3 separate regions of the Mus musculus genome follow, and regions 1 and 2 are each linked to region 3. The links are chromatin loops, found by intact Hi-C in ENCODE. Cell type or tissue: heart. All regions are shown on one strand.

Region 1 (8,000 bases), 190 kb before region 3:
ACCAGTGGCTACAACAGCACCAGGTACAGAACGGACCCTTGACCTTCAGTGAGAGCATCCAGAGGGAAGGTTTTTATTATTTATGTGGAGTACTGAGGTTTAGGGTCAGATTTAAACTGTAGAGTTAATCGTTGAGAACCAGAGCCCTGCTCCTATACCTACACTGAAGAAAGTCTTACGTACGTTGGTCTAAGGAAAACTAGCAGGACGTGAAGGTCATCTCAAGAAACAGTTAGTATTACTTTTGCAATCATTTGCAGTCATCTCCACAGAGACATGGCTGAAGAGCTTCAGGTGAACGTCCTCCATGGAAAGAAAACTGAGAAAATGTAACCCAAAACGAGAACCATTTTTAAAATCTAATAGCAAAAGGTAACTTCTCCTCACTTCTGCCAAACACTAGTAGTTATAACTGAGTCAACATGTCTATATTTATGGGGTGAGGGTCACACAAGGGCATAAGTGCCAGGAGGCAGGAGTCCTTGTCATTCACCCTACAGGCTGTCTGCTGCAGCTTGTACCCACACCCCTACTACTCTAGTCATTCTAGTCAAAGACCAGCACCTCAGGGCTGAGCAGATAGAGCTGTGTGATACTGTAAGCTAAGGCACCATATCAGCCTGGTTATTGAGTGTCACCACTGTGCTAGAAGCTCTTTGATCAGTGGTGACATGATGTCCATAAAATTGACAAGGTTTATGGATAATTCTGGCCTCTTCTGCACATATCTCTCCTCCCCATCTCTTTGCCTATCTGCCTGCCTGCCTGCCTGCCTGCCTGCCTGCCTACATGGTATATGCATACATATTTGTGCAAGTATATATGGGTGCACTCTCCTGTGTAGGCACATATAGAAGCCAAAGGCTGACTCTGGGTTTCTTCCTTGATTGCTTTCCATATTCTTTTTGAGACTGAGCCTAGAGTTTGATGTTTTGGCCTGGCTGGCTGGCTGGCCATCGAGTCTTGGGGATCCTCCAGTCTGTACCATCTGCCCCATCTCAGTGCTGGAGTTACATGAGCACATGGCCTTGCTAGGTTTTTACAGGGGTTCTGGGGAATCTGAGCTCAGGCCCTGGTGTGCATACAGCATCACTCTGTCCTCTGAGCTGTCTCTGTAGCTGTCTGTCAGAGCAAAGCAGAGAGGAAGACCAGTGTATGCGAGGAGGGGAAGGGTCTTTCAGGTTGTCCCTGTCATCATCTTGCTGGAGAGAGCAGTCTCTGTGACATATGGTTAAATAGAAACCAAAAGGCTCTTCAAAGCAGCTTATTCATTTATTGAAGAAATGTATATTGCCAGGCATAATGGCACCTGCCTATAATCTCATCTACTCATGAGGCTGAGGCAGGAGGATACTGTGTTCAAGGGCAGGCTGGGCAATGTAGCTATACCTTGTCAAAAAGAAAAGGGAAAAAAATGAAGGAGAAAGGCCTAACACATTGTGCCTACTATGTGCCAGGCATGGCTACATGTTGAGATACAGTGGTACAGTGGTGACTAAGTTAACCATATAGTCTTTGCTAGATGAAATGATCAAACTCCAGCTCAGTCTGATCTTATTGCTGTTGATCCCACTCACTCACAGCTCTATGCTCGTATCCTCCTGTGAGCACACTTCCTAATTTAGGACCTCTTCCCCAGATGACTTACGGCACAAGCGTGTTATAAGTGCTCGAATAAACACCAGCACCGAGCTAAGCTCCGTCAAAGCCTTAGGAGGTTGGTATTATTACCACCTTCTACCTTTTACAGATAAAGACACCAGGCTAAGAGGTGGTTAAGCAACTTGTTCAGTGTTACAGTTAGTGAAAAGAGGAGTTGGGACTTGACCCAGGTTGGACTGGCTCCCGAAACATACATATCCTTAACTAAAACTATGAGCTCAAGAAACTGGGACAAGGCCATCTAATTCCCTACTGCTGCCACACTCCATGTTGGTACCTTGCAGCCACCCAAATGTGATGTAGAATACACAGATAGATAAATGCAAACTGTCCCAGAGGGCCTGGGACTGGATACGCGCAGCAGTATCTGTTGGCTGCTGAATTAATTACATACATTAGTGAGTGGTTTCCAGTTAAGGCATAGACAAGAACTAAAAGAAAGACAGATACAAAATTGGTGTGTGTGTGTGTGTGTGTGTGTAAAAGAAATTTCTGCCAATTAGCACAAAACTGAGCTCAGAATGTCTGAAAATCTGGGCAAAAAGGAAAAAAGGAAGATGTAGTGAGTCAAATGATTTTACTTGTGGTGGCTAAAAGAGCTTGGGCAGTGGCAGAAGGCCTGAGCACACTGTCTCTGGTGTGTGGTTTGCAGTTTCTATTACCTTCACAGCATTTTGCGTTGGTGACTCTGCTGCTGCTGTGTTTGTCCCCTCCTCTGCATTTCACAGCTCTGCTGTGTCACTTGGGATTGTAGTTCAGTGTGCCAGCCAGCTAGAGAAATGTATTTATTGAATTTAGCACCTGCTGTGTGGATCACGCAGATGGAGATTTAAGAGAAAGGTTTATGAAAGACAGGATTCTTGCCTCTTAACATGCTTATACTGCAGCTAAAGGGGTGGGAACAGCCCTTGTAAAGAACTCAAACCAAATTGTTTTCAAACAAATATACACAGAATGCAAGGGATCAATGTATTCCTGGAGAACTGCACAGGCAGGGGCAGCATTGGGAGTCTTTCCGTGGGAGCTAGGTTTTGAGACTGGATTTATACCTGGAGCTCTGCTCTGACAAGACTGAAGGATGTTCCAGAGCCAGCCATGAAGATGAGAACTGAACTAAGGGTCAGGAGAGGCCAAGAGCATCAAGTGAAGAACAGAACCAAGAAATGAGGACGCAATGGAGGCCATGCCTCAATTCCTTGGGGGTTGTAGGGGTGCTTCAACAGGAAGAGACTCTAGAACACAGTTCAGGGTGCCTTGTTCTATGCAAATTGTATCTTGGAAAATATGGTGGAGTCAAAAGTTGTCCCATGTCTGCTGTGTTTAGGCATTGTGCTGAATGCCACCCTCTATACACCTGTCACGTGACGTGGGCATTATTTCTTAGGGCTCTTCAAGGAGGTTGAGTGCCGGGGTCCTGTGTTCGCTAAAGGATAGAACTCCACATGTGAGATAGGTGGCTAGTCATTTGCTCTCAAATGACTGAGTCCATTAAGTGTGTAGCAAGAAAAAGGAGATGAACAAATAAATAGCAGGGAGCGGATAGATGACACCATCGAAACAGGTTCTTACAACACCCTGCACAAAGCACTGGAGAAGTCCCTCGGAGTCCCCCAGTCAGAGATTCTCTCTGTGGATGGGATTCTGCCATTTTGTTGCCAGTGTAGGCATACTTTTACACAACTTAAAAAACAAAAACCAAGCGTTTATTTCATACACTTCTGTGTATATTTGCAAGCCACAGTGAACTTGCAGAGGTCAAAGGACAACTTGCGAGAGCTGGTTCTTACACTCTACCACTTTTGAGTCCTGCAGATTGGTCTCAGGCCATCAGGCTAGGAGGAAAGGGCTGCTCCCCTCTAGGCCAAGAAGGTGCAATGCTGTACTGTTTTCTCCCTGTCTCAGGGGTAGGGGGCCAGCATGTCTCAGGACGGGGAGTCTTGCTGGACACTTGAAACAAACTTGCTAAAATTTAGGACAAGAGGAACCTCCTTACTCCCAGAGTCCTCTCTCCATAAACTCAAACATCACAAGACAATTTACATAAGTAACACTCTGGAAAGGGAAGGGACTATATGGAGAAAGGGAACCGGAAGAGGGGGCATGGATTGGAATGTAAAAAAAAAAATTAAATTAAAATTAAAAATTTCTTTTGACTGTCTGCATTATGGTATTTTATTTCATCAAACACAGATCTCTTTCTCCATTTGACAACAGACAGTGAAAACAAAAATTATCCTTGTTAATAGTTTCTAAGTCACACTGTCCATTAAGCAGCTAATCCTGTTCACTTTCTCAGGAACAGAAAGTTTCTTAACTCAGGCTATGGAGACTGAGAAAATAAAAGTGCAGCTTGTGTACAAATCCTGTCCAAGCACCAGGGAGAAGCAGCTGGTATAGGGCTTTGAGAGTCTCCAGCTCTAGGTACCAGCAGTCTAGATGCAAGGATTCCAGGTAAGAGTCGGGAGGCGAGGCGGGGTCGGGCTCTCCAGGTACGCATGCGCGCACTCTGGGCTCCACGCCCACTCCACCGCCCCTTCTGCGCCGGCGCGCCGCGCAGCCCCGCCTCTCCTTCCTGCGGCGCCTTAGGGACCATGGCCGATCCTCGCGTGAGGCAGATCAAGATCAAGACCGGAGTAGTGAGGCGGTAAGGAACGGCCGGCGGCTCCGCGGCTGACGCTCGCTCTTCCCTTCTCACCGCCGGGGAAGCCGGGCGGAGCGTAGGCCCGATGCGGGCGCGGCTTCCAGGCCTCGGCGGGCGGGATGCGAGGGGCCCGCACACGCCTAGGCTGGCGCTGGCAGGGAGCCGCCCTCGGCGCTGGCCCTGCCGCCCTCCGTGCAGGGCTCGGCGCGACCTCGGCGCTGGCCTGGCCGCCTTCCGTGCGAGGCTCGGAGGCGTCCTCCGCGCTCGTAGGCCGGGAGGAGGAGGAAGAGGAGGGCGACCTGTGCCTGGAGGGCCTCGGCCTGTGCGTGCGGGGCGCCGGCTCCCTGAACTTTGCAGTAGGGAGGCGGAGTCCGCCCTGGCCTGGCCTCAGGTGGACTGGACAGCGCTCAAGTTTAAGGGACGCTGAGATCATGGGCCTCACTCAGAATACACAATGGCGGGGCCCTGGCCTCTGACATGGCTCACTTCCAGAGTTTGGGAACTGGGGCTTGAACGTGAGCACCTCTGCAAACTTCTTCCCCGAAGCTCGCCCCGGAGCTGTGGGCTGCTGCCTCCCAGGAATAGGCCAGGCCAGTCTTGTGACTTGCCTTGACTCCCGACTGTACATATTGCAGTGCTCATTAGAACTAGTTTTGTTCAGACCCAAGCTGATCATACCGAAACATTCCAAGGGAAAAGATACACAGCCTCCTTACGAAGCAGATCGTTCTGCAGGGGAAATAGCTTTTTTTCCTGTTGCTCCATCTCTCCACCGTTTATTGATATTCCATCAGAGGGAGGTCAACCCATAGAGGAGAGAATCACTTTTAGAGATACTGCCCGAGTTTTAGTACTTCGAACGGTACTTTGGAAGCTTTTATTACAAAGGCAGCTAGGGTATGGTAGGGGGGCGGGGCGGGGGTGAAGGTGGGGGGGATAGACAGTCGGTTCTGAATTGTGCCTGACTTCAAATCTGGTTTTATGTATTCTGGAACATATTTCATCGTTGTACTGTGCCTCTTCTTACTGAATTTGGAAGATAGAGTCCAAATTCTCCCTGAATTCAGTTTTTGGAAGAAATACCTGCTACATTTTTGATACAGTGTGATTCAAATAAATAAGATACACCATATAGGTTTTGCTCAGTACATGTTTATGAGTGCAGTTTTCAGAATGTGGCTGAAGTCACACTTCAGGTTAGTAGCAGAGCAAGCAAATGAAACAAGGATCCTGGCTCCAGCTGGGATGCGGTGATAGAGCATTAGACTGTGTGATAACACAGGAGGGGAATATGAGATCTATAGCATACAGTAAGTAATCCGCGCTGTCCCTCAGCCCACACGTTTCTTCTCTTTTGCCAGACTTTCCTTGGCTGTGTCATTTCCTTTAGCATATTGTCTATTTTGCAGAAAAGAACCCGGAGGTATAAGAGACTGCTTTAAAGTAAATATCATGAGAAAACATTTCTAAATGTTTTCCCATTAATATGTTGTTGATTTTATCACCCTCTTGATCTATTCTATAAATTTATTTAGTTCAAGTAGTTATAGCCTAACCATACATATGCTAGAGAAACGTCCTTTAAGTAATTAAGAACTAGCTTGTGAGACATTGACAAATTCTCAGATGCCTACATAAACTGCACAGAAGTAGATAAAGTTTTCTGGGTAGATTAATAGGACATTATCAAAGTTTACTTTTGGTATTCATATTTCAATAAGTTAATAATTTTCATGAAACTCATAATTTACCATAATCTCAAGTTGCTTATTAAATGAATGTGTATCATACGCATCTTCCCTGGCCCTTTGTTGACATGAGGTGTAGCATTTCTTCTTGCATACTGTAAAACAGGGACATACACTTTTAAACTTAAAATTTGTATTTCACTTGTTGATTACCTGCATTTTATCTTGCTGTATAATATCTACATCCATAAACATTACTTCTTTATTTTTTCCTGAAAACTTATTTTACTGTGATTGTCTTCTGTGTTAATAGACTAAGGCGGAATTCTACATTTTATCTCATCCAAAGGGGAGCATAAATGAGGCAGACATTAATTGTTGGGGAAGAATGATCTTGGGCCCAAGAGCTTAAAGGGCGTGCTGCTTTTCCTTCTCCAGATTTAGTTCCAAAGACTTCTTAGTTTCATGATTCAAGAATGTTCTTGGTTTTATGAAAGGGATTCTTTCTGCTCATTGGGTTTGTTGTATTTTATAAAACTTGCATTTATTTATTTACTCTGTATGGGGTGGGGGGTGCCTATGCCAAAGCACAGGTATGGAAGTCAGAGGACAGTCTTCAGGAGTTCACTCTCTCTACCATGTAGGACTCTGGGTCATTTAGTTTTTCCTCACAGTTGAGAGCCACTGGGATTTATACTGCAGGCTTTTGTCCTGGAGGCCATTGGATACGTTAGGCTGTGAAGTTACTCACCTACAGCACTTGTGATTCACAAGTCCCCAGTTGTGGAGTTAGGATGGCGCCTGAACAGAGATTGAGAGTTAAGCGTATGGAAATAGGCAGTTAAATAAATGATGGTTGGTATCAGGGAGATAACGCAGTGAGTACAAGATGGCTGTCTGCTTGTTCAGGTGAAATGGTGAAGGCAGTCTAACGTGAGATGAGGTAACCCAACTTGTATTCTAAATGGAAGTAAAAGAGAGTTTCAGGGGAAGTATTTAGCTGGTGTCATAGTTACTATTTTGTTGCTGTGACTAGATGCCATGACCAAGGCCACTTCAAAAAGGAAGCTTTTCATTGGGGCTTTGTTTATAGTTTCAGAGGGTGAGTCCTTGACTATCATGGTGGGAACAAGGCAGTTGGTAGACAGGCATGGCGCTAGAGCAGCAGCTGAGAGCTTAAATCTTACTTTCAGGATAGAGGCCGAGAACACCAGAGACTGGGCCTGATGGGCTTTGGACACCTCAGAGCTAACCCTCAGTGCCACACCCCCTCCTACAAGGCCCAAACAGCTCCAGCAAGCAGTCAGATATGTGAGACTCTGGGGGTAGTTGCCATTCAAACCACCACAGGTGGAAAATAAGCATGAGCTCCGCAGTGCCCCACCCAGAGAAATGTGCAAAATGTTTAGAAACCCTAAACTTTTTGAGTGCTGACATAACACAGGTTCAGATTTTGGGGCACTTCTGATTTTGGAGTTACAGATGTTCAAACTGGTAAGGTTTATATAAGCATTCCAACATCTGAAAAACTTTGGTTTGAAACGTGTTTGGTCCCAAGTATTAAGGGGTACTTGTACAACAGTGGGCATTGTTGGTAGATTTGGTCTGTGTACTAGTTGCTATGTGTTGCTATGATAGTTACAGTTGCTATGATTAGTTACTTAGTGTTGCTATGATAATCCCCACTACCACAACCAACTTGAGTAGGACAGGGTCTAGTTCATCTTCCGGGTAACAAGCCAAGGCAGGGACTCAGATAAGAACCTGAGGCAGGAACTGAAGCACAGGCTATGGTAGAGTGCTCTCCCATGGCTTGCTCTGTCTGCTGTCATACATAGCCCAGAACCACCTGTCCAGAGGTGTCACTGCCCTGGGCTTGGTGTTCTCGTGGTTAATCATGAAAGGGCCTACGGGTCAGTCTGATGGAGGCAGTTTCTTATTTAAGTTTCCCTCTTCCTGGGTGACTCTAGTTTGTCAAGTTGATAAAAAAACTAGTTAGCATGGTCTGG
Region 2 (8,000 bases), 350 kb after region 3:
GGGGAATGGGAGGTTGAAAACGACTGAAACTCACTATAGAAAATTGTGAAATTATCAAACAACAGCAATTAAGCGTGCCCATAAGGGAATGGCAAGACCCAGACAGCCTCCTCTGTTTAAAAAGGATTTTTTTTTTTTTTTTACCATTCAAGCATTTCTGTGTCTTAAGCAATCTCCATAAATAATTTTCTCAAGCTGTTTTTTTTTTTTTTTAAGTAAAGATTGAACAGCAGATTTTGAGCTTTTTTCTGGCATGAATCTGGAGTATTAATATTCTGTCTTAACAATGAAATCCAGGCCCCTACTCTCTGCCAAATTCCAGGGCAGCAGACAGCAATGAAGGATTTTCTTAAATGAAAATTAGATGCTATTTATATATTAACAGAACAATAAAAGAGGAATTGCCCTTACCAAGGTGAACTAAAACCGCCAAGCTAAACTACTCCTTAGGTAGAAAACCAGTTTATTGGGGGGACAAACTGCGGGGCTGCCTCAGAGATCAGAGACCAGCTTGTTGGGAAAACAAGGGGGTTTTAAATGACAACAGGTGGGAGTATTCGAGCAGACTGTTCTAGTTAATCAGGAACTAAATGGACTTTGCCTGAGGAAGTCAACCATTACGGCCAGAGAGGGGAAATAATACTTTTCTGGCAAAGCAAAACTTACCTTACAGGGGTTTCTGAAGAATGTTGAATCTAGGTTTCTGTTTACATGGGCCTGTAGCTCTAGCCTTCTCCTCTTCAACTGTATTTTGAAAGAGAGTCTGGCTAAATTGTTCAGGGTGACCTAGAACTTAGATTCCTTCTGCCTCTGCCTCAGTTACAGTGTGCCACCAATCTGAAGTGTCAAACGGATGTTTCTGAAGAATGTTGAATCTAGGTTTCTGTTTACATGGTAAAATAATAATAATAATCCTGGCCTGGGCTGGGCCATCAATCATCTCGAGCGTCGTCAGTGCCAAGGACCTAATAGATATGACCTGGAGAATATTTCTCCTGCTGGAAAGAACATCAAAGATAGCAGAGTTTGAGTTATTAGTTATTTTGATACATATTTTATCATTTGAAAATTAATTTAAAAGTACCAAGGAGAGATGTCTGACTATAGAAACTGTTAAGCATCAAAGCCAGGAAAGACAGACTCTTTTTCTCAGGTCTTAAAAAGAAACCCCAAACACATCTCGTTAGAGTAACAAATCCGTAATGCCTGGAGATCGATTCCCACCTCTTCAGGTCTCCAATGCTATCCCTTTCCTATGTCTCTGGCTGATCTCAGTTCACTGCAAGGATGGACTCTCTTCCTCCTACGCCACCGTTGCTCTTCCTGGACTACATCTCTCTCAGCTGTAATCCTGAGGGCAGCCTTTACGAAACTCTGAACTTCTACTCCGTCCCCAGTGTTTGCTTGTTAGGCGGATGTCATGGTGTAGGTTTACAAGCCCAGCTAATAGGCATGCTAAAGCAGGCAGATTACTGATCAGGTAATATGGGGCAAGACTCCATTTGGGAACATCATGAAAAAGATAGGTGTGTGCACACCTGTAAGCCCACTGTTCTTGACATGGAGACAAAAGGATCAATCACAGGTTCCAGGCCAGCCTGGGTCTATAATACCAGTTCTAAAAGAGGAAGGTAGGGGTTTGCCAGTGACATGGGCTTACCAGGACAAGAGGTGGCACCACCAACCCTGATGATTTGAGATCAATTTCTGGAACCCACATAGTAGAAGGAGGGAACCAACTTTGAAAAGTTGTCCTCTGACCTCAACACCCCCCATATCCCCCCACACCTCCCACACCCCCACTCACACCCCCACACACACACCCACACACCCACACACACACAAATAAATAAATAATCTTAAAATCTAAAATAGGAAGAGAGAGAACATTATTCTATAAACTAACAAAAATATCAAATACCTCATTACAAGGTTAGTTTGAAGCCAAATGACTGAACCCCGTGCCTGCCACCGTGGGCCTGTAGCCCTAGCCTTCTCCTCTTCAACTGTATTTTGAAAGAGAGTCTGGCTAAATTGTTCAGGGTGACCTAGAACTTGGATTCCTTCTGCCTCTGCCTCAGTTACAGTGTGCCACCAATCTGAAGTGTCAAATGGATGTGTTAGGCATTCAGACAGTAATAACACCCAGGGCTAGGGGTTCAGCAGAGAAGCCGTGGGTTCCATCATCACCTCTGAAACTAAGAAAGTAAATGAGACCTCTTACTAAAAGATATACCACACACAATGATTTGATTAGTGTAGGACACACAAATTAAGGAATGGCTGTAAGTGACTTCACTTGTTTTTTTTGTTTTTTTTTTCCCATTCTTTATTAGGTATTTAGCTCATTTACATTTCCAATGCTATACCAAAAGTCCCCCATACCCACCCTCCCCCACTCCCCTACCCACCCACTCCCCCTTTTTGGCCCTGGCGTTCCCCTGTACTGGGGCATATAAAGTTTGCATGTCCAATGGGCCTCTCTTTCCAGTGATGGCCGACTAGGCCATCTTTTGATACATATGCAGCTAGAGTCAAGTGACTTCACTTGTATTAGATACTTTTCTTCTAATCAGGGTGCTTTTGTTGAAGCAGTGGGAGGCAAGCCTACTCTATGAGATGGAACCCACACTGTTAAAGAGGCTAAGAACCTGAAACTACTGAGGCAAAACCTACTACTATGATTCTGCTCAACTAACACAGCGATAAACAGCTCCCAATGACATATTTTTATACCTGTATGTGAAATCAGTACTTCACAAGACCTTCATCGGAGAAGCTGCTTCTTGCTGTAGATGCTAATTAACACAGACCCACAGCTGGACAGCTTGTAGAGTCAGAGACTTTGGAGCACTCTATCCTAAATGGGATGTCCTCGTCACACCTTCCCCGAGGCTCTGGGACTCTGTGGGAGAGGAGGTGGGAACAGTGTCAGAGCAAAAGGTGTGGGTGACTCCAAGGAGACCGTGCCTTCCAGACATACCAAGGTGACACAGGTGACACACAGAGACTGTGACAACATGTATAAGACCTGCAAAGGGGCAAGCCAGACCAAAGCCCAGTGGAGGAAGAAGTGAGCAAGGTCCCACAAAGAGCCGATTGCAATTTACACCTGCAGGGAGAGGGAGAGAATAGTGAGATATTGTCTACCAACCCACACCAGGATGGGCCTCATGCTCACGGTAGTTGGCCAATACAAAACTGTCTCCATGTGTGATGACTATTCTTGGTTATCAACCTCACTGCATCTGAAACTAGCTAAAACCCCAAAATGAAAGGCACACCTGTGAGGGATTTTTACCTAATTTGAAGTGGGGAGATCCACTTCTAATCAGGAATCTTTGAGGTAAAAAGACACACCTTTAATCTTTTGAGCCAGAAAAACCCCACCCCTAATCTGGGCCACGCCTTCTGCTGGAAGCCTATATAAGGACACGGGAGAAGACAGCTTTTTGCTTTTTGCCACTGTACTCTGGCCTAACTGGCAAGTCCATCGCCAGCGGCGGCGGTTACTCCTGCAGGATTCCAGCTTCTATTGAAGACCAGCTGAGACACAACTACTAGATTCTTGGATTTTCCATTCATAGACAGCTACTGTTGGGTTAGCTGGACCACAGCCTGTAAGTCATTCTAAAACTTCCCCCTTTCTCTATATAAAGAGAGGAATTCGGTTTGTAAGTTCTGTTACTCTAGAGAATCCTTACACACTTTTTAAAATGTGTTTTCGTTCATTTGTTTGTTTGTTTTACTGGTTTGCTGGGTTACAAAAGAATATGATCAAAATATATTGTATGAAAACATTTAGGTCAATCTTGAAAGAGGGGAATCTAATAATCTCGCCATTGCAAAAGTATTCCTTTCGTGATACCCAACAAGATTTTTCTTTTCTCTGAAATTCTTGGCATAGAAGAAAGTCAACAAATAGGTCTATCAGGTGTGTGTGTGTTTAAGTGAGGAGGGTTATAATATTTCCACTGCAAAACACGTGCTCTGCATGAGCAAGGTGCTCCTCCCCAGCGCCACTTGAACCAAAGCAGTTAACATGGATTGTATTACCTACAAAAGAATTTCTTGGTTTTTTGGTTTTTTGTTTTTTTTTGTTTTTTTTACATTTATATCTTTTTGCTTATTGTCTTCTAGCAAGGCTTCGTGCCCATTGTTCATGTGACTTACTTTGACTAATAGAATGTGAGCAGAGCAGTATGTGGGCTGAAGAGATGATTGGGGTGGGGGGGCGGGGAGTCGGTTACCGCCGATCCATCGCCCTCTTCTGGATTCCACTGACACTGCACCCATGCATGCACAGACACCCACCACCACCACCACCACGCAAAAACACTAAATTAAAAAGCAACAAATTAGTGACTTTTGTTTTGTTTTTATGAATGAAGGGCAGAACGTGCCAGCTGTGCGTTAAGAGCTAACTGGTGCGTTCTTGAATTTGGCAAGTCACTTCCTTGCGACTATTTATAGATTAAAAATCTGTATGGTGGGAATATTTGAACGGCTGGAACAGCAAAACGCTACACAACAGGATTGCCCGTCAGCCTGCAAAGCCCCAAGGCTCTCGCCCGCACCTCAGCGGGCTGGTCTTGAAAAAGGTTTCTCTTTCCACCTGGAGCGTGGAATGCAGAAACCCGCCTTAGAACGCAGCCGCTAGCGGCTGATGTAACTGTAAATCACGCAGACGCTGTTAACTGAATATAATGAAGACAAAGGTAGTTCCCTGTGCTGGTGGTTTGGGTGGACACCTTTTCCTCCTAAGACCTTGATTGCAAGGACTTCTGACTAGTGCCATATCAGAGGCCTTAATCTGTAAGAATGCGAGCGAGCAGTGCGCCCAGCTGAGGATCTGGACCCGCTGAATCCAAGGGCTTGGAAGGTTAACGCGCAAACGTGCAGAGCCACGGTTAAAACGCTTTCAGCATCCCTGCGCTATTATTGCACCGTTTAAAAACCTCCGACAGATTTCAATTCGTTAAACTAGTTCTCCATCCGTTACTCTAAACTCCTCCCGGACCGGATGGTTTAGCAGCGGCGCCCCGGCGTCCAGACCACGCGTCACCGCCCCCCATGGACGCCCCGAGACGCGCAAATTGAGCGCTGTGTCTTTAAGGGGGAATCGGCCTTTTCCGTCCAGGACAAAATGTCTGCGAGGAGCCCGGAGGCGAGGGGCGACCATCGCGGCGTCCGGGTGAGCGTGGCTGGCTGGGGCTCGGTGGCGTGGCTTGGCTTGGCGGGAGCGACCGCAGGGACACCAGGGGCTGCAGTGATCTCAGGGGCCCGCGGGGACGTCCGGGATCGGAGAAACCGCGGGGTGGAGGGGTGCGGGGGACGCCACGCAGGACCTCGGGGACTTCGGGAGCCCCTAGGCCGTGGGATCCAGGGTCGCAGCCGCGGGGTCTGCAGGGGATGCCTACCACCCCAGGCTTGGCGGAGGGGCCCAGCCTGCGGGCTTCCGGAACCTTCTGGAGCGTCTCCGCTCTCTTTGGTTAACCAGCTCCGGGGGGTGGGGGGTGGGGAAGAGGGGGAACTGTCCCCGTAAAGTTGCCTCGGTGGAGAGTGACTTTGAGCCTCATGCGCTAATTGCGACTTGGTTAATGTTTCCCACCTGTGTGTGTGTGTGGAGGGGGGGGGGGGGGCTGTAAGAAAACCGGTGTAAACCAGAGTAAACCAGAATCTCCTCCTCCACTGGACACAAAAGAGTTTCCTGATCCGGGCCTGGCTCACTGGAGCCTTTGGTTGTGCAAGCCTTCTGTGGCCGGCTTAAAGCTTTACTAAAAAGAATAGGATTTTCCTTCATTGGAAAAAAAGTACCTGCCATTGCTGAGCTCCAAAGGTGTTTAGAACAGCTGTTGAATAGTTTCGTGAGTTGAGATAATTAGTGGTGTTCTGAATTTTTTATTTTATTTTTTTTTTTAAGACGGGGTCTGTTTCCTTGGGTGACCTGAAACTTGCCTGTGTAGACCAGGCTGACCTGGATCTTACAGAGACTACCTGCCTCTGCCTCCCAAGGGCTTGGATTAAATTCATGGGATTAAATTCCTGGTGATTCCAGTACTGTTTATTAGTGCACACTTTGGCCTCAAATAGTTCAAGGCAAGTGACAATAAGAAGCATAGGAAATGTTGTTTTTTAAAGTGCTAATCCATACCACATAATTCAAAAGCCACATGTGTGTGTATATGTATGTGTACATATACATATATATTAATGCAGAGCTGAAAGAAAGGTGCACTTTCGGGCATAGTGCATTATTTTACAAGGCTTTAATAGTGCTTTGGTGGCTTTTAGCTAATGGTAGAAATAGCTGAGAGTTCAGCTTACAGCATTCACGTGGCTTTTTTTGCTTCACTAAATAGCTATGAATCCAGTACTTTATTTTTTTTTAACAGCCCATGTAAAATCTTTTTCTGAATATTTTCCCACTTAGCTCTTTGCTTCACAATACGTTGCAATCATTTTCACTGACTTAAAAGTTTGTTATGGGAATGCTCCCACCACCGTGTGCTCATGACCATGAGGATGCCTGAGGGTCCGATTCCACAGAGCCTGGCTTACAGGCAGTTATTGGAGCAGCTGGACTGGGAGGCTCGGGGTGGAGCTCTGCCCTCCGGAAGAGCGGTCAGCGCTCAGAACCACGGTCATCTCTCAGGCCCCTTCCCCAGCTTTTAATTTCATGTTATGCCTTCAGGCTAATAATTACAGACGAATAGTCCTGGTTGTCTGGGTCTGTTTATGAATGAGCCCAATGGCAGGAAACTGATAGGTGAGCAGAGCTGGGCAGATCACAGGTGAGTGGATTACAGCTCCTTGGCACTGCGGCTGTGGAGGGTAATTAATTACTCAATTATGTGTGCTTTGATTTAACCTCTGTTGGATGAAGTAATCGCAGGCCGTTAGTGTTTCACATAATCTGTGAATTTCAGTTTTTCCCGTTAGATCCAGGCTCAATCAACACACCCCTGTTTATTGCTCTGCCTGGCAAATCCGGCTGAAGCGATCGGATCGGTCAAACGGGACTGCACCTCAGTTGTTTCCTTTTGAAAACATTTCCTGGTTCTTTGGCCTCTGGCCTACCCAGTTCTTATGGGTGCAAGCATAAGCTTATGGGTGGTTTGTAAGTGACCTGTATGCGTGAAACGAAGCAAGGGAGGTCTCAAAGGTGCGTGTCAAAGCACGGGGCTTTAGAGCTAATGGAAAATGGAGCCGTGGTGCCCTTAGGGATGGTTGAGACGGCTTATGGTGGCTCTGAGGGAGAGCACAACCAGAAGGCCCAAACTGAGGGGAGCCCTGAGAGGGGAAGAGAGAAGCAAGAGGAGCAAAGAGCCAGGAGGGCCAGAGACTGAGTTCTAGAGATCAGACGCCGAGGCTGGGGGGAAGGGAAGCCCAGCCCCTGGGCTGGAGGGTTTTGGTGAGGAGCCAGGACTCTAGCAGTGTTAGAAAGCTGTTGGAGACTAGCCTCCGTGGTCTGCTTTGATATGTTAAATAGGCACCTCAGCCATCTGTCCTGAGTTTGAGACAGAAAAGTTTTCTTCCTTTTTTTTTTTTTTTTCTCAATTTATTAGGGCAGGAGCTTAGTGGTAGAGCACTTGCCTAGCCTGTGTGAGGTAGTTGGTGTAGTCTCCCAACAGCACAATAAATAAATAAATAAATAAATAAATGCACACTTGCTTGTTTTATGATAACTTTATAGTTATACATGTATACATATCTAGCCATCCGTGTTAGTGTATAAGACCATAGTTGCAGGTTTAAGGGTTTTGCATTTGTGTATGTGTGAGTGCCCATGTGTGTCCGGGTTAGGACAATCCTTACACCATGGGAGTCCCAGTGTTCAGACCTGCTGACAGCTGCTTTTACCTGCCGAGCCATCTCGATGGCTCTATACATCCAGGTTTTAATGGCTTCCTTCAGCCTGTGTTTGGTATTTGGGGAAGTCGTACTGAGGTATCTGGGTTTAACTTGATAGGTTACTAGTAAGTTTCTTCAAGATGGGT
Region 3 (8,000 bases):
TAATCAATCCTAGCTCCTACTAGTTTGTGTTCAGTCTGCTCAACTCCACTCTTGAATTCTTGCGGTGATTTCTTTCCATTTATTTTTCTGCTCCAGAATTTCCTTTGATTTCTTCTTAACATTTTCAGCTGTGTTCCTAAGTGCCACAGTAAGCACCTGTCTGCCCCACAGGAGCATTCTAGTGTTCTCTCATTCTATCATGTGTCACTGGTGTATGTGTTTCTGATGTGTACATGTGTGCACATGTATGTATAAATACAACCTCAGGTATTGTTCTTCAGGCTCCATCTACCTTGACTTTTGTTGTTGTTGTTGTTGTTGTCTTGTTTGTTTGCTTGCTTGTTTTTACCAGGGTCTCTTACATACTTGGAACTTGCAACATAGGCAGAATCAAGGAGTCCCTGGCATTGGTCTGCCTTTGGCTCCCCAGGTACGGGGATCCCAATACATGCCACTGCACTTGCCCCCCCCCAACATAAGTTCTGGGAATCACACCAAAGTCTCAAGGCTTGCAGAGCAAACCCTTTCCTGGCAGAGCTGTCTACTCAGCCAGATTTGTTCCTGTAATAGTCTGCACCTTCCTGTTTCTTTACATGCTTCTGAGTTTTAGTTTTGGTTGAAACTGGACATCTGAATTTTATGTTAGCTCATTTGGAAATCACTGCTGAAGTTTGTCTCTATTCCTGGGACGAACCTGAGGGAAAAGCTTAAGGCTTTCTTGGGTCTTTTCTGAGTCTGTACTTTCCTTGGGGATATGTGGTAAACTTTCCCTAAATTCCCTCATGTGTATGGTTGCCTTGATATATCCGAGTCCCTAAATATCTGCCTCTTCAGTGGGAAGAACGGGAAATAGAGAAAGATACTGCTGCTGCTTCCAATGGAAGCCTCAGTGGCTGGCCTCTGCTGGGGCCACTTTTCTCCTGGAAGACAAGAGCTTTAAACAGACTGTGGAATTCCTAATAGCGCCTTCCGAATGTCTCCGCTGTCATAATTGTTCCCTAGGTAGAGGGGTGAGTTCCTGGTGAGTCCTACTCCTCTGACTTCCCAGACATCACGGAGCAAATCTTTTATAGAGTTCCTTCCCCATGAAGGAGGGAGCATTCATCCTCTTCAATGTTCTCGAGGGCAGGCAGAATGTCCTGAGATTTGACTCATGTGGAAGTGGACAGGCCCTTGGAGAAACTGCAACATCAGGATACTTCAGCTGTGTAGACAACCATGCTGCCTCGTTTGAAGGTATTCCTAGAACTGAAACGCTGATGTTTGGGACTTCCTTTTACTGAATGCAAGACTTCTTTTCCCCCCGGGGGCTATGCTCACTTTCTTCTGTCCTTTTCATTGCACTGGGTTGTTGGGTATACAACCTTCCCTTGATGCACATAGTATATGATTGCCAATCCTAATTGTCATCTTGACTGGATTTACAACGACATAAGAGAGACAGGTATTCTTCTAGGCACATCTTTGAGAATGTTTCTAGAGAGAAATAACTGCGGAGCGAAATCTGCCTTCCCTCTGGGTATATCACCATCCGTGGGCCGGGACCTGTGCTGGATGATGGGGAACAGGAGAGAGGCAGCAGCTGGGTGCTGCTTCCTGGCCTGCTTTGCTGAAGCTGCTGTGCTCTACTGTGCCCTCCCTCCCCACCGTGATGGACTGACACCTTTGAAACCATGAGCTCAACAGGCTTTCCCTCCCCTTAGGTTGTTTCTTTGGGTCACAGAGATGCAGAAAGCAACAGAGTTTGGGAGTGTTCTCTTGCACAGTGCACTCAGAATGAATATGAATGGTCACATCAGCTCCCAGAGTCCTGGCAACTTGAACGCACACACATCAAGTATCTCCTGAGTAGAACACGTAGCCCAGTCTCATTTTTGCCTGAGCCTTTTCTGCTTTGTCCCTAGAAGGCAGTACTTTTTGTGATTCTTTATTGCATCTTACTTGGTATGTCCATATCCTATATATTGATTCACTGGATGGGACATCCCTGCAGGTAGCCTCCTTTGAGCCTAATAAATACATATACAAGCACACGTGAGAACTTTTACAAATACATTTGTAATTTACAATGTTAGAACAGTAATTCTCAGGTCTTGCTACTCCAATGAACGCACTCCAAACTTTGATTTCTTTTTTTTTTTAATTAGGTATTTATTTCATTTACATTTCCAATGCTATCCCAAAAGTCCCCCACATGCTCCCCCATCCACTCCCCCACCCACCCACTCCCACTTCTTGGCCCTGGCCTTCCCCTGTACTGAGACAGATAAAGTTTGCACGACCAATGGGCCTCTCTTTCCACTGATGGCCGACTAGGCCATCTTCTGCTACATATGCAGCTAGAGACAGGAGCTCTGGGGGGTACTGGGTAGTTCATATTGTTGATCAACCTATAGGGTTGCAGATCCCTTTAGCTCCTTGGTTACTTTCTCTAGCTCCTCCATTGGGGGCCCTGTGCTCCATCCAATAGCTGACCCTGAGCATCCACTTCTGTGTTTGCTAGGCCCTGGCATAGTCACACAAGAGACAGCTCTATCTGGGTCCTTTCAGCAAAATCTTGCTAGTGTATGAAATGGTGTCAGCGTTTGGAGGCTGATTTTGGGATGGATCCCTGGATATGGCAGTCTCTAGATGGTCCATCCTTTCGTCTCAGCTCCAAACTGTGTCTCTGTAACTCCTTCCATGGGTATTTTGTTCCCAATTCTAAGAAGGGGCAAAGTGTCCACACTTTGGTCTTCATTGTTCTTGAGTTTCATGTGTTTTGCAAATTGTAACTTATATCTTGGGTATTCTAAGTTTCTAGGCTAAGATCCACTTATCAGTGAGTACATATCATTTGAGTTCTTTTGTGATTGAGTTACTTCACTCAGGATAATGCCCTCCAGATCCATCCATTTGCCTAGGAATTTCATAAATTCATTCTTTTTAATAGCTGAGTAGTACTCCATTGTGTAAATGTACCACATTTTTTGTATCCATTCCTCTGTTGAGGGGCATCTGGGTTCTTTCCAGCTTCTGGCTATTATAAATAAGGCTGCTATGAACATAGTGGAGCATGTATCTTTCTTACTAGTTGGAACATCTTCTGGATATATGGCCAGGAGAGGTACTGTGGGATCCTCCGATAGTACCATGTCCAATTTTCTGAGGAACTGCCAGACTGATTTCCAGAGTGGTTGTACAAGCTTGCAATCCCACCAACAATGGAGGAGTGTTCCTCTTTCTCCACATCCTCACCAGCATCTGCTGTCACCTGATCTTAGCCATTCTGACTGTTGAGAGGTGGAATCTCAGGGTTGTTTTGATTTGCATTTCCCTGATGATTAAGGATGTTGAACATTTTTTTCAGGTGCTTCTCAGCCATTCGGTATTCCTCAGATGAGAATTCTTTGTTTAGCTTTGAGCCCCATTTTTAATGGGGTTATTTGATTTTCTGGAGTCTACCTTCTTGGGTTTTTTATATATATATTGGATATTAGTCCCCTCAAACTTTGATTTCTATGTGCCAACTAGAGATTGCTTTTCCTAGTCTACATTTTCAAAAGTGTCCAGGTAATTTTTGATACGAAGCCAGGTTGTATAACCAGTCGTGTAACTATTAAGAAAATTTAGAGGCTGACATAGAATGTTTGGAGCTAGAAATGTCGCTCCATGTTTCAGCAGCACAGCCAGGGAACGGATTCCTTCGCTTTATACTTCCTGCTTTGGAAGACAGTCCAGGCAATGTGTAAGAACCGGTTTTGAAGTTTACCGAGCAAGTCTTAATTCCATCATGGCCACCTGCTGGCTTTTATCTTTAGACACATTACTTAATCTTTAAGCGGGTCAGTTTCTTGGTCTGTAAAAAGGGAGGCGTTAGGGTTTGGTACAGTCCTTATTCTGTGGCACACAATGTTGGCTGCTTGGTGTACAAGAACGCCACTAGATTCGTCCAGGAGCAGAAGTCTACTGCAGGCACACCCTCTCCATCTGGCTGTTGGGAAACCAGGAGACTTGCTAGTGTGTTTAAGGGGCGCCGTAGCTACACAGGATTTAGACAAGCGCTGGTCCTGCGGCGACATGGCCGCAGCGCACGCCCACTAGGGGGCGCCCGAGCGACCTGAGCTCTTGCGCCAACCGCGCGGCGCCCACGCGCGTGCTCACTGGGGACGCGGAACCTCCGCCTCCGCCGTCGCGGCCTTCAGTGCGGGCGCCCCAACGAGACTTCTGTTTTCCCGCTGCCTCGCCCCAGGCTCACTCGGCCGCAGCCCCAGCACCTGCGCCGCGGCGGCCCTCGCTCCGTGGGCCGCGGACGCCCCGGCCCGATGCTGCGCTGGCTGATCGGAGGAGGCCGCGAGCCGCAGGGCCTAGCCGAGGTAATGCGCGGGGGCCCGGGGGCGGGGCCGGGGCGGGGCCTGCGGCGAGCGCCGGAAGCGGCTGCTCAGGGCCACCTGGCCTCTGCTAAGAAACTGGGACTTAACTACAAACCAGCAGGAGTGACTGCCACTCTTGATTTATTTGAACCGATAAGTCTTCTCAGCCGGGACTCGAATTTGCTTAAGGAACGTAAATTTAACTAGTTGCTTTCCGAGAAGCTAAGTGAGAAAATGATTTCTGTTTATTTAGTACATGTATGGTCTCATCGTCACATTGAAAAAATAATTTTGTCACCTTAAAAATGTTGACATCTGAAATTTACTTCATGTGCCACACAACAATTTGTGTTACACTTCCTTCCTTATAGGAAGCATTTTACAGTTTGGATTATTGCAAACTTGGCAGTTTTAACTTCCTCATAGCTTTGACATTGACACGTGATTTTTTTAAATCACTTATTTTATATAATTTGAAGTCCTTAGGGTTATGGAAGAATTGTGGATTATTGAATGGACACATAACATATATTTGACTATTTGCTTATTTAGTGAATACACTATTTTATTCAGTTCTGTCATACCTGGTAAAACTCTCACATAATTGAGTGACAGCTAGAAAAGAGACCAGATAAATGCAAAACCATCACCATGGGATAGCATGCTGGATCTTACGTTTTCTTTTCCACACAAAAGTACTTCAATTGTGTAACTGCCTTGAATATGTACACTATAAGAGCTGGTGATTTTTCCTAATGAATGAGAGAACATTACTTATGAATTACAGTCAGCCTTCCAGTCTAAGTGATTCTCAGTCCTGGGGTAATCTTGTCCCCAGAGGATAGTACAGTGTCTACTGTTGGCCATGGGTAGGTGTGATGGGGGCACTGTGTATAGAAGAAGGATGCTGCTGTCTATCCTAACACCCAGGAGAGGTCTCAGGAACAGAAACTTAACGTAGTCCAAACTCGCTTGTCAGACTTAAGAAACCTTGGTTAAGAACAAAGCTTCTTATGGTGAAATTGTACTGAATTTGCCTCCAGAAAGGGGGCCAATTGAGACTTCCCCTGTAGAGTTAAGTTACGAGGTGTGTGTCGTTAGCACAGGCTGCTGTGCTGCCTTCTGGAGGACTCTGCATGCAGGACCTGTCCCCCAGTCTTGTCGCCCAGAGGACACATGAGTCTGCTTTCACTACTACATTTAATCATTAAAGCAGACATCTGAGTGCTTGCAGTGGGCTGCGTTTGTCTGTATTTGATTCATTTAGTCTGCAGCTTTGTTTCTAACAAAGCGTGTGTGTGTGTGTGTTTATGTGTGTTTATGCGTGTGTTTCTGTGTGGGAGTGCACATGTTGAATGTTTGAGTGTATGCATCTGTGTTTGCATATGTCTGTCTGAAAGCATTGTGTTTGCATGTGTGTAAGTATGCGTGTATGTGTGAGAGAGTATGTGAATGTGTGTGAGAGAGAATGTACATGATAGCTTGTAGGGGTCAGTTCCTTTCCTTCCATCATGAGGGTCCCCGGGACGGAGCTCAGGTCATCAGACTTAGTGACAAGTGCCTTTACCTGCTGAGCTAGCTCCTTGGTCCTAACAAACTTTGATTGAGAAACAACAGTTGAGTTGATTGGCCCAGTAGTTTTAAAGTCGGGTTTATTGAGACTCAACAAAATAAAGTTTACTCTTTACAAGTTTATTGTGGTTTGAAAACACCAAAGGTTTTGATAAGAGAAATACTTCCATGTAGAACTGGTATGTATTAGCATTAGAACATAATATCTTGTGGCTTCTAAAAGCTTTTGTTCTTGCATGGATACTGTGCAGTTAAAATCATTTTATGCTTATGTTTTGTGTTTTGTGGGTTTTTTTTTTTTTCATTACAAGAAAGCTGCTTTGCAGACAATAGGAGAGGACCAAGGTCAGAACCCCTATACTGAACTGCTGGTACTGGAGGCTCATCGCGACATTGTCCGCTTCCTGGTGAGGCTCGATGACTTCAGGTAAGAGGCTTACTCTGCCCAGTGGTCAATGCTGACAAAGACGATTTAGAGCATTTTATGTTTAAAACAACTTCAAACTTAAATTATCTTTTGTAAAAACTTTCAGAATCCTGAAATATAACCAACTGAAAATTGTAGCATTTAATATTCAGTTGGAATGGACTTTGAACCCTGATGGTAACATGTTTAAATCCTTTGAAATCCATGTCACCTTGTCAGAGTCTGGTTGTCTTGACAATTACATTTGTTTGCTTTTTTTTTTCTTTGATGTTTTGGAAAAAATTGTCATGAGGTTTTAGAAATATTCTTACTACCTTAGAAGAAGCAAATGACTTTAAGATTGAGTTGTAGCTGTCAAATCTGAGAATCAAATATGTATGGAGTTTAATTTAATATTAGATACCCGCTAGAATATGCTGTTTTGAGTAGAAAGTAAAGTAAGGCTTTAATCTGAATTTCTGTCGTTGATATACCTCTTTAAAGCTTACATATTATTCTCCGGTACCTGGCTAGCATGTGTGCGAGCAGGGACAAAGGTGGTGAGGTCTGAGGGCACTTAGCTTATCCCTAGGCAGATTAGCTGCTGTCACAGCACTGATGGTGTGACTTCCTAATCTGACCTCAAAGGCCCTGAGTGGGGGCTTTGTTCTTACTATTTTATTAGCATTACTCCCAGTACTTAGCACAGTGACTTAACACGGGGCCTGTGTCGGCAGGTGGTTGTCACATGGTGCACAGGAGCTGTAGCCCCCCCCTGAGGTGGCTCTGCAGTCCCTGCCAGTTCCTCGCTTGACTGTGCTGCATTTTTTTTTTCCCCCCCGAGCTCATGAGTGACTACAGCTGTGATGACCTTTAAGTTTCCTGCTCTTGATGTCTGTTGGCTGGGGCGTTCTTGTTTATTATGTATAGTTTATTTCTGACCCACGTGCAGCTAGGACATATTTCCAAGATAAACAGAGTTCTTCACAGCATCCCCCTCACTTCAAACACTGCTGTTACTAAGGAAATGTCAGGGGTTCAGAGGTACCCTTTTTCTAGGAACTTAGGATCAAGACCAATAAAATACTTACCCACCATGTCTCCACTTGTTACTAGCCAGATTACACTGTTTTCTCATTGTGCTGGAAGACAACCGAGTCACAGCATGTATGTGTAACCCTTATAAGCTTCAGGCCTTTGGTTAACATTTGTTCTCACTAAATCCTTAAAAGTTTAATATTTATCTTTTTAAATGACCGTTTCAGTGGGACGTAGCATTTCTGCAAAGGTAGGTATTCTAGGTAACATAAGGTTTCATGTGTCATATTTAATCCTAGTATGTTGCTGGGTGAGGTGAGATTGGGGGCAGGGTGGTGGTCTGGGTAAGGGAAGATTGGGGACAGCATGGTGGTCTGGGTGAGGGGAGATTGGGGGCAGGGTGGCAGCCTGGGTGAGGTGAGGTGGCCCCTTCCCCCCTCCACCCCCACAGTGCTCTCACCATGATGTGCAGTTGTGATACCATGGGACAAATCCCAGAGCTTGACACTTGGATGTCTCTGCTTGTGTCATGTTTGCTGCTGTTCCACTGATCAAATGGAGTAAGAGGTGACAGAGACCCACCGGGCCCCCCTCCATGTGTGCACAACTATAAGTGGTCCTACTATAAGTGG

The links. Peaks named below come from ENCODE experiments on the same cell type or tissue, not always from the same donor. Only the 100,000 strongest peaks of a DNase experiment are listed, where the experiment ranks them.
Region 1: a loop joins it to region 3, with 13 times the contacts of the local background. A loop is called at or near these places in 2 of 42 quality-filtered maps.
Region 2: it touches region 3 in a loop (2.9-fold over the local background); 3 of 42 quality-filtered maps call a loop at or near these places.

What each region holds. Positions count from the first base shown.
Region 1 is chr13:94,784,697-94,792,696 of GRCm38, forward strand. Tbca (tubulin cofactor A) reads left to right here and starts at 4,224. Exons shown (of 4, transcript NM_009321.3): 1 at 4,224-4,306. The coding sequence starts at 4,254. In heart, no CTCF peak of the experiment used is centred here; DNase peaks (open chromatin) are centred at 4,215 and 4,815; H3K4me3 peaks cover 1,881 bases; H3K27ac peaks cover 1,308 bases; H3K27me3 peaks cover 443 bases.
Region 2 is chr13:95,320,151-95,328,150 of GRCm38, forward strand. Zbed3 (zinc finger, BED type containing 3) reads left to right here and starts at 4,675. Exons shown (of 2, transcript NM_028106.3): 1 at 4,675-5,194. In heart, a CTCF peak has its summit at 4,303 (motif pointing left); DNase peaks (open chromatin) are centred at 4,281 and 5,191; H3K4me3 peaks cover 3,405 bases; H3K27ac peaks cover 3,293 bases.
Region 3 is chr13:94,972,235-94,980,234 of GRCm38, forward strand. It overlaps Wdr41 (WD repeat domain 41), which reads left to right and starts at 4,110. Exons shown (of 14, transcript NM_172590.3): 1 at 4,110-4,355; 2 at 6,236-6,351. The coding sequence starts at 4,305. It overlaps Gm41024 (a long non-coding RNA gene), which reads left to right and starts at 6,363. Exons shown (of 2, transcript XR_873814.1): 1 at 6,363-8,000. In heart, no CTCF peak of the experiment used is centred here; a DNase peak (open chromatin) is centred at 4,097; H3K4me3 peaks cover 1,363 bases; H3K27ac peaks cover 1,095 bases.